2 separate regions of the Homo sapiens genome follow, and region 1 is linked to region 2. The links are chromatin loops, found by intact Hi-C in ENCODE. Cell type or tissue: IMR-90. All regions are shown on one strand. Each heading gives the region's core, and the rest is flanking DNA. Links, peaks and the distances in the headings are about the cores only.

What was found. Hi-C counts contacts between places; a loop is a spot of excess contacts. Peaks named below come from ENCODE experiments on the same cell type or tissue, not always from the same donor. Only the 100,000 strongest peaks of a DNase experiment are listed, where the experiment ranks them.
Region 1: it touches region 2 in a loop (11-fold over the local background); 1 of 110 quality-filtered maps calls a loop at or near these places.

What each region holds. Positions count from the first base shown.
Region 1 is chr11:29,171,954-29,176,361 of GRCh38, forward strand. No RefSeq gene overlaps it. Among named protein-coding and RNA genes, the nearest start is that of LINC02742, 270 kb to the left of the region's middle. In IMR-90, for the core only: no CTCF peak of the experiment used is centred there; a DNase peak (open chromatin) is centred at 1,898; H3K27ac peaks cover 3,478 bases.
Region 2 is chr11:28,462,288-28,466,695 of GRCh38, forward strand. It overlaps a transcript of METTL15 not described here. Among named protein-coding and RNA genes, the nearest start is that of MIR8068, 13 kb to the right of the region's middle. In IMR-90, for the core only: a CTCF peak has its summit at 1,612 (motif pointing right); DNase peaks (open chromatin) are centred at 1,754 and 2,164; H3K27ac peaks cover 3,403 bases.

The DNA of each region.
Region 1 (4,408 bases), core at 255-4,254, 710 kb after region 2:
GCTAAAACAAAATGTTAATAGCAAAGTTTATGAGAAAAATTGCTGGGAACAAAAGTGGTTCAGCACTCATTTACCTCTGTTTCCATTCAACCATATTGAAATTAAAGCATTTTCAATTTCAGGCTTTGAAAATAATGGTATAAAAGGAAGTAGCTGCATTTTTGGGACTCAAGGTAATAGGATATTCAAATCTTTCTTTGGCCTCTACAGTTAAGGTGCACCTGTCTTTCAATATTGGTAGAGGATATATGATCAGAGAGCATTCAAAGCTTTTTAAATCCAAAGGAAGGACAGAGCAAGACGGACTTGAATGTGTAACCTTCAATTAGTCTAATTAAAGGAATAATAGTGACCATAAGGCATCATTAGAGCCACTGCAGCCCTAAGTTCACCTTCAGTTCCACGGATATTGGAGTCATCTCCTAAAGTTGTCCTATAAACTTTCAAAGGGAAAAATCGGGAAAAGAGAAATGAAATAGTTCTTACTATAGTCCAGACTTTCTTTTACACAATTTAGAGCTCTAATAGCCTGTTTGATGTAACCATCTTTAATTATAGGTACCTGAAATTGGGCACTTCTAAAACAGAACTTCTCATCTCCTTCTAATCTTTCTCTACCTCCCTTGTTCTCTTAAAATCATTGGCTCTGCTTCCGCAGCCAGGGCATTTGATGTCATTTTTTATACTAACCCCCTCTATATCCCATTCTTTCTATTTAAACCATATATAGAGTATCAGTTATATCTAGAGATTTTTTAAGATCCATTTCCCATATCTATCTCAATGGCCAATGTGTTAAATCCCATCCCTCATCATCTATCACTTGAAAAACTGCAACTACAACCAAATGCTCTGGGTGCAATTCAGTTTTCTAAATTGTCACAAATTTTTACTCCGTAAAACAAGGATGATTTTATCACCCTTTGGACAATATTTGCTACTGGATCTTTGTCTTTTGGATTAGACCTCACTTTTCTAATTAGCAGGGAAGGTCTTCTGCAATCGGGCACAGCACAAAAATCTGTCTCTGATAATGTTACATAATGATCAGCGAAGAACAGTGAACTGAGTCTTAAATACTAGAAACCACACATTTGCAGATTATTTTTGTTGTTTTTTAAATTATTTTTATTATACACAAGATTCATAAGTCTTTATCAAACACATAATCATCAGCCAACTGAACTGAGTCCCAGATACTAAGAATCAAGGATGTGCAGTTATTTTTATTTGGTGTTTTTTTTTTTTTAGTTTTTATTATAAAGACTAAAGTTCCATAGGTCTTTATAAGAAAACACAGAAAATTTGAACCAAAACAAAACCCCAAGAAGTCAGAGTGCAAAAGTTTACTCGTATAAATATTGGGTAACATTCACTTTTTAAAAGGATGTAAGGTCTGTATTAGTTGCCTCTGGTAGGTTGACTATCAAAGCATTTAGTTCATGTTTTTGTGTATCTATCAAGTGTTCTCAGTCTTTGTGGAATATATGCTTTTGTGGGTTAGAAAATATTTTAATTTCAATTGGTTATCTGGTAAGATTTTAACCAGACACAGGAAATTTCTATGTGTGCTATTTGATAATAAAAGAAAACTTCTTAGCTTTAGGGAATTATTTTACTTTAAAAATTGCTAGATAAAATATCACAAGAAAGAATAGTTTCTTGGCCTGCTTCTATGAAAACTTCTTTGGGTGAATACATTTGCAGAGACATATAAAAGCATTCATTAGAAGTGAATCATGGTGTACTTTCTTCAAATAATTTTCCATTCAAGTGACACTTAATTCATAGTTTATACATTCAGGGCCAATAACTACACAATCCACATTCCATAAGGAGTACCAAAAATGTATAAGATGCTCTAGGCTTCCTGAAAATCGAGCATATTATGTCTACACAGATGATAAGAAGAGGAGTGAAATGGTGAGATTGTCAGCATTCCTTTGATGTCTTTTAAACAAAGATCCTATTGAATGTTGACTCATTTTCACTCCATGTGATCTTATGGAAGAAAAATGTTGTTTGGGTCTTGAGATCTTAGGCATGCAATGAAACTAGATTTCATTCAAACACTTTTTTCATTTTTGTAGTGGAAATATTTTTATTCTTCAGATTTCAGCCTCATTAAATTTTCAAGCTACAAAGACACATAAATAGCATTCAGTGAATTTCTAACTGTATGACAGTCTCAATAATTTCAAGAGGTCTTCACTAATTTACTATTCTATGCAGTCAAAGTAGAAAATTTATCTCCTGTAAATTGTTTAACTGCTAATGCTGGATACCACTGAGGACAGCTATCTTCAATATGTTTTTAAATGCAGAAAACATATTTTCCTAAAAGAAATAAACAAGGACTCAATTACTCTGTAAAATTATTCATTTGCTGGGAAGTACCATCTTACCTCCATTCATATACCATTTAGAAAGTAGGTTTTTTATGTTTTTATTTTAATTGCTCTTCAGTTGGCCTGTTCAAATAGATTCTCCATTATGTAGGTATTCCCCTGAGATGGAAAGTTAAGTGTTTTGTTATATGTGTTTAAGTCTTTCAGGCTACCAGAAGGATAGCAAGAGTTTGGGAGAGCTGTTGAAGGAAAGGTTCTTTATGGTGGGGCTTATTTAAATTACAATAATTTTATTTTCTTGGGACTTCTTCAAGGACATGTCAGGTAGACTGAGAATTACACATCTGAAAAAAGAGAGACAGAAAATAGAAGAGTAAATATAGCAAATGAATATTCCCATGGAACAGAAGTATTGTTACATAATATTTGCAGATAATTTATTCTTAATATTTATCAAAAGTTTTCTGCTTAACAAGTGTGAGGTTTTGGTTTTCAACCCAACTATCTCTTCCATAATCCCACAGTTTTTTTAAAAAAGAATTATGAAGAAGAGGTAAGAAAGGCTGTTTCTTTCCCTTTAGACCTCTCCTGTCCCCAGACTTCATAGAATGAAGCCTACTTAAACTCCTTTTCGAATCTATAAGGGAACTGAGCACCTCTCTGACATTTCCTAGTGGAACAATGAGAAGAGCCTTTTCCCTCTGGACATCTGCACATGCATCTGAATGTATACAGAAGAGCCAAATATGCCATGTAATATTAATTACAGTGAGATGGGGAGGGAAATATTTCTAGTGATACTCCAAATAAGGCATAGAAACCCCAGCAACACTAACTACAATACGCCCTTGACAATACAGATATCAACAAACAATTTATAATATGTTGAAAAGGAAGCAATCTAGTGGATGATACCAATCATTAAATCTTCCCTAAACATTAAGTCAGGACAATTCCTTTATGAAATATTGTGGTGAGAAATACAGTGACCATGATGATAGTACAAACTACAGAATATACAAATACAATTCCAATAGATTCCATGAGATTCCAGAGGTCCTTAACAATGGTCACAGAGAGGAAATTATGAAAACTACTACTGATGGTCTGAACAAGAAGATGTTGCTGCTTGATTTTAAAGCCCTTTGTGTTAGACAACAAACTGTCGTCCATATCAGGCTTTTAGGATCAGGTTTCCCACAGCAAGAGCTGTTTGATCATAAGATGCAGCTTTAAACTTGCCATCTGTTGTCAGAACCAATCTCAACTGAAGCCGAAGTTTTTGTTTTTTACTTTTTATTTATTTTTCGTCAGTAGTACAGTGTACCTTGGTTCAGTCCATTCTTTTAAACTCAGATAAATTTGAGTTTGGCTATCAGACTTGGAACTCACTGCTTGCTTTGTTTTGAGTAATTTACTTGTCCATACTGAGTTATGGCTTTTTCATCAGTCAAGTGGAGATGGATGGCAACTCTCTTAGGGATTTTGGAAAGAGTAAACCTAATTCCTGAACAGCAGTAGTAATGACAATTCTGCATCAGTTATCTTTATCTAGAGCAAATCTTCTACTCAAATATGAAAGTTGGGATATCACCTCACTTCTGAGCTCTAAGCCATACTTCAATACTTATAAATGGTCTTGTTCCATGGTTTTTACCCGTATGAACCTGTTTTGCTGATTTGCTTCGGACCTGGATTCCTTAGTATATGGAACCCATCCTTTAACTAGAAGTTCCTTGTTAGAACTAGACCTCAAACTATGACATGCCTTATCTAGAATTCCCTTAAGTAGAAGACAGCAAGGCAATAGCCCTGATGAGTTGCTGCATATAAGCTTTCCTATGTGCTGACCTAACCTACTGTTCTAAGATGGTTCCTGATAACTCATATGAATTGTGCCTAGTTATTGCTGTGTTTCTTGGGCACTAGACTTTGTCTGCCAGCAGAAACTCTTGCTTAACTCCTCTTGTTTGGCCAATTCCCCCAGAATCTGTCCTTTCTGGTGAGTAGGTTTAATTTCAGGGCTACTCTCTAGGCCAGTAATATTTTATTCTGAGAGG
Region 2 (4,408 bases), core at 101-4,100:
AGTGTAGGACATGCTATAGAAACTGTTCAGCTTCTTATGGTCCTGGAATCTAGGAGGTGTGAGTAAAAGAGGACTGGGAGGAGACTGGAAGGTAATGTATCAGTTAGAATTCTCTGGTTACAAGCAACAGAAACTGAAGAAATAGGCCAACCACACATACACATACACACACATCTGCAAGCATACACGCTTACACACACACACACACACACACACACACACACACACACACAGAATTTATTGTAAGAACTTGGTGCTACTCAGAATTATAGGAAATACTGAAGAGCCAGGATACAAAAAATACAGGAAGTGGGCCTGAGAAACTGATGGTGGTCTCTTCAGGCAGCCTCATGGGATGAATTATGTTCAGTGAGTTCCTTTAAACACCAAAGACCAGTGGGATAGCATCTGAATGGTCCAACTTGGATTCCTATAGGCTTAGAGAGAACAAAATCCCTTGATAGAGACTCCTATCAAGCTGTAACAATGGGAGAAAGGGTTCCCAAATCAAACTTGGTTGCTGTTACCCAAATAGTTAGGAAAAGTTATTGGTAAGGAAAATAACAAATGTCCATTACAAGTAAGATAGTGCCAATTTATGAAGGGTTCTGTATGTAAGCTGAGACTTTTGAAACATATTTTAGAGGCAGAATCAACAAGACTTCATGGCCCATTGTTTGTTGGGGGAATGACAAGGGAAGAGTCCAAGAAAATGACAGAATTTTTTCTCAGATGAATACATGGATAATGAAACCTGTAACTGAGACAGGTGTTAGAGGAGGGTGACAAGTCTGTTATGAAAAGCTAGACATATATTTAGGGTGAAGATGTATCACAGATATGTAAACATAGTTTTAAAATACATATATATCACATCTACCTACAAATAAGTCTGAAAATTTCCAGAACAATTCCATGCAGTTTTATTAAACATATGGTAATCCATACATGTCTTATCCAAAAAGTACTGGTCAAGAGCCTCTCTTATTTAGAATACCACCCAAAACAAGAAATGAAGTCAAAAGGACCTCTGCATGTCAAAATGGGTATCATAGAACCTATGCTACAAAAACATTTTAGTCACAAGAAATCCCCTCAAGATCTCTCAGGGACAAATTTTACTTTAGAATGATTATAATAATTATAAGTAACTACTTAGCTTATAGAAGATTAGGAGCAGCAAATTATAAATGAATGTGAAAGTGGGACATGCTGATAACTGCTTAAAATGATAACCTTATATTAAAGAAGGAAAAAATACAAAGTTTCGAAGATTGAAGGGCTCTAAGTCATATGATTCTGAAACTGCATAGCATGAGGAAAACATTCTTATGCAGATAACGACTCCATGAGGCCACTGTATTTATCAGGATAGGTTGGTTATACTGTATTAACAAGCAATACCAAAATCCCAGGGACTTAGTACCACAAAAGATGATTTCTTATGCAAAGACTACCTCTGGTCTCGGTGGCTCCTGTGGGTTACTAAACTCCACATGGAAGCTCATTAATTTATGCTACTGCATATGTAGCACCTGATTCTCAACATGTTCATCACTGAATGTCATAGCAGGGGAAAAGTAACATGGGTACTTCTACCACTGGGTGGAACTAAACACAACCCTGTCAGAGTGAAGGCAAGTGTAATCCTTCCTCATGTCAGAAACAAAATAAAGCTAGAGATGAGTGGGCATAGGGAGCTTTCCCGCAGTCATTCCTGCGCTATGACCTAGGGTGATGATTTAATTTTACAACAATGCTGGCGTCATCTCAGCAAAGTTGAATCGTGTTTGATTACATTTTACCTTAGAAGAAAGGAAAGAATATAAAGTGTTTATTTCACTTCAGTTGTGGTAAGATGCAGAAAGCCTTAGTTCATGTAACACTATCATCATGTGTTTACATAAGGCCTTCTAATGCATTCTACAAAAGTTTCTACCAATAATGGTGAAAATAGCTAAAAATATATATATCATATGAATGGGAAGGCTTCCATTACCTAGTACAGGGGCTGGCAAACTTTTTCTGAAAAAAGCCAAATAGTAAATATTTTTGGCTTTGTGGGCCATACAGTCTCTGTTTCAACTACTCTGTTTCAACTTGCCTAGAGCAGTGTGGAAAGCAGTCACAGAGAGTATGTAAACAAATGAGTGTGGTTGTGTTCCAGTAAAATGTGATTTAGAAAAATGTATGGCAGGCTGAATTTGACCCAAGGGTCATAGTTTACCATCTCCAATCTAGAAAATTCACTTGTGGTCATCTCTGTAGAAACCCTAGGGCTCTCCAGGGAACCTTTTGAAAACTGTGAAACAGATGATATGTGAATCCTTCCTAAATCTATCTTTCTGCTCCAGCCAAAATAGTCTATTTTCTGTTCCTCAAATGCTGTCGTATGCCTGTGCTTTATCTACATTCTATGCTTCTAAGTTCTGCTCCTTCTTTGGGGATCAGATTAAGTTCTACTACCTCTTTTAGGTTTCCCCTAAAGGCTCAGATCACCAATGAGAACTATTTCCTCTAAACTCCAATCTACTTGGCTCAGATGTCTCTTTGCCTTATACAAAAAGATAAGTGCTATATTTCCTGTTGGATTTGAAGTTAGGCAAGAACAATGTCTTGGATTTAATTTAATTTCCTAACACAAAAGAGATGCCCCTTCATCTTCCTTCTAATCACATACAAGCTTCTTGGAAGATCTGGTCACACTCACTCTATTTCCTTTTCTGCCTACTCATCTTTTTAGTATGATCTGGATCCTACCTTCACCAATACCCTAAGCCTCCTCTTAACACATGGCCAAGGAACTTGTGCTTGCCAATTTCCCCTTGGCATTTTCTTATGAGAAGTCGCCTATTTGCTCTTTCCTTATTCAGATAAGAAAGATTAAGTCTTTCAACGGTAATGACCACTTCCCTCTGAAATACACTCTTTCTTTTACTTCCTTGGTACCACACTCTCTTGAGTTTTCTTCTTCTTTCATTCAGTCTTTCTCAGTCTCCTTGCTCCTCTTACCCTTCTTGTCCTTTCAATGTTAATGATCTTTCAGGGGTCCTATGTCTTCTCCTTTTATTTTGTACATTTTTCCTGAGCAATATTATTACCTTTATTTCTTCAATTGACTTCCATATCCTGATGACCTCCAAATCTATTTTTCTTGCCTAGTTTCCCTTCTGACTTCCACACCTATAAACTAACTGCTTCTGAGACATCTCCACTTCGATAACTTAGAAGCCTCTCATACTCAAAATCTCTAAGGCTAAAACCCAAACCTGCTCTGCATCCTATCTTTTCTTTTTAGTGAATGGAGCCACCAGTTAATGGTTGCCAAATCAGAAACCTAGCAAGCAGGTGTTTTGCCTGTATCCCCCAGCCCCAGATGCCTCAGATAATTTGTGTGCCTCTCTTGATTCACTACTCATCTGTTTCTCTCCTGATTTATCCTATACTACAGCAAGATTCTCCTATTGACATTTTGGGCTAGATAATTCTTTGTTGTGGGGGCGCTCCTGTGCATTGTAGGATGTTTGGCAGCAACTACAAGCCAGTATCACCCACTCTCCACACTTGTAACCAAAAATAAATATTTCCAGGCATTGCCAAATGTCTTCTAAGAGGGCAAAATAGCCCCCAGTTGAGAATCACTGTTTTCAAACATCTTTACTCATTGATTACAGCTATATGGTAGGTATATGTTAATTCTTTCTTCCCCTTCTTTCCTGTATTAATTACAATTTTTTATTGCATGAGACAGAAACTTAGCTTGAGCTATCTTCAATTGAAGTCGGGGGGATCTTAAGGAACTCAAGAATATGAATTTGGCTGGGTCTCAGGAACAGCCAGGCCAACAACAATGTTGGCCAAACGCCATTTTGGGTCAGACATCTACACCTGAATCAATCTGCTGTGATTAGTATCAGAAGGCAGGATCTGGCATGGGAGTTTCTGCAGGAATCAGGTGGATAGATTGACGAACGGCCAAATTGGAAGACTGTTTTTAAAAGAAGGTGCCTGGCAGATATATAATAGGTTTCCACCAAAACTTTTCATAAGATAAACCTACAATAAAATAAATTCAGTTAATAAAGAGTTTGAAAACAGGATAGCTTCCTCGAGTGGAGAAACCTGTTTTCTTAAGTTGAATATTGGGGCCCAGCCCATCAGGCATCAGTTAACAAGAGAAGCACAGAAACCATGGCCACACCACAGCTCAGCCCATTCCACAAGATGTGTGGGAAGTGTTAGTGCAGTTCTCACAGTTAAGAAAGGCTTGTCTCCAGTAACTATGTAATTCTGTAATCCAAAGCCAGTGTCAACCCCAGCCTCACTCCTTCCGTCCGGCTAAGGTGCTGCGGCTCCCTCGGTACATCACGCGGTGCCTGATTGTCTACATATTTACAGCAACTCCACA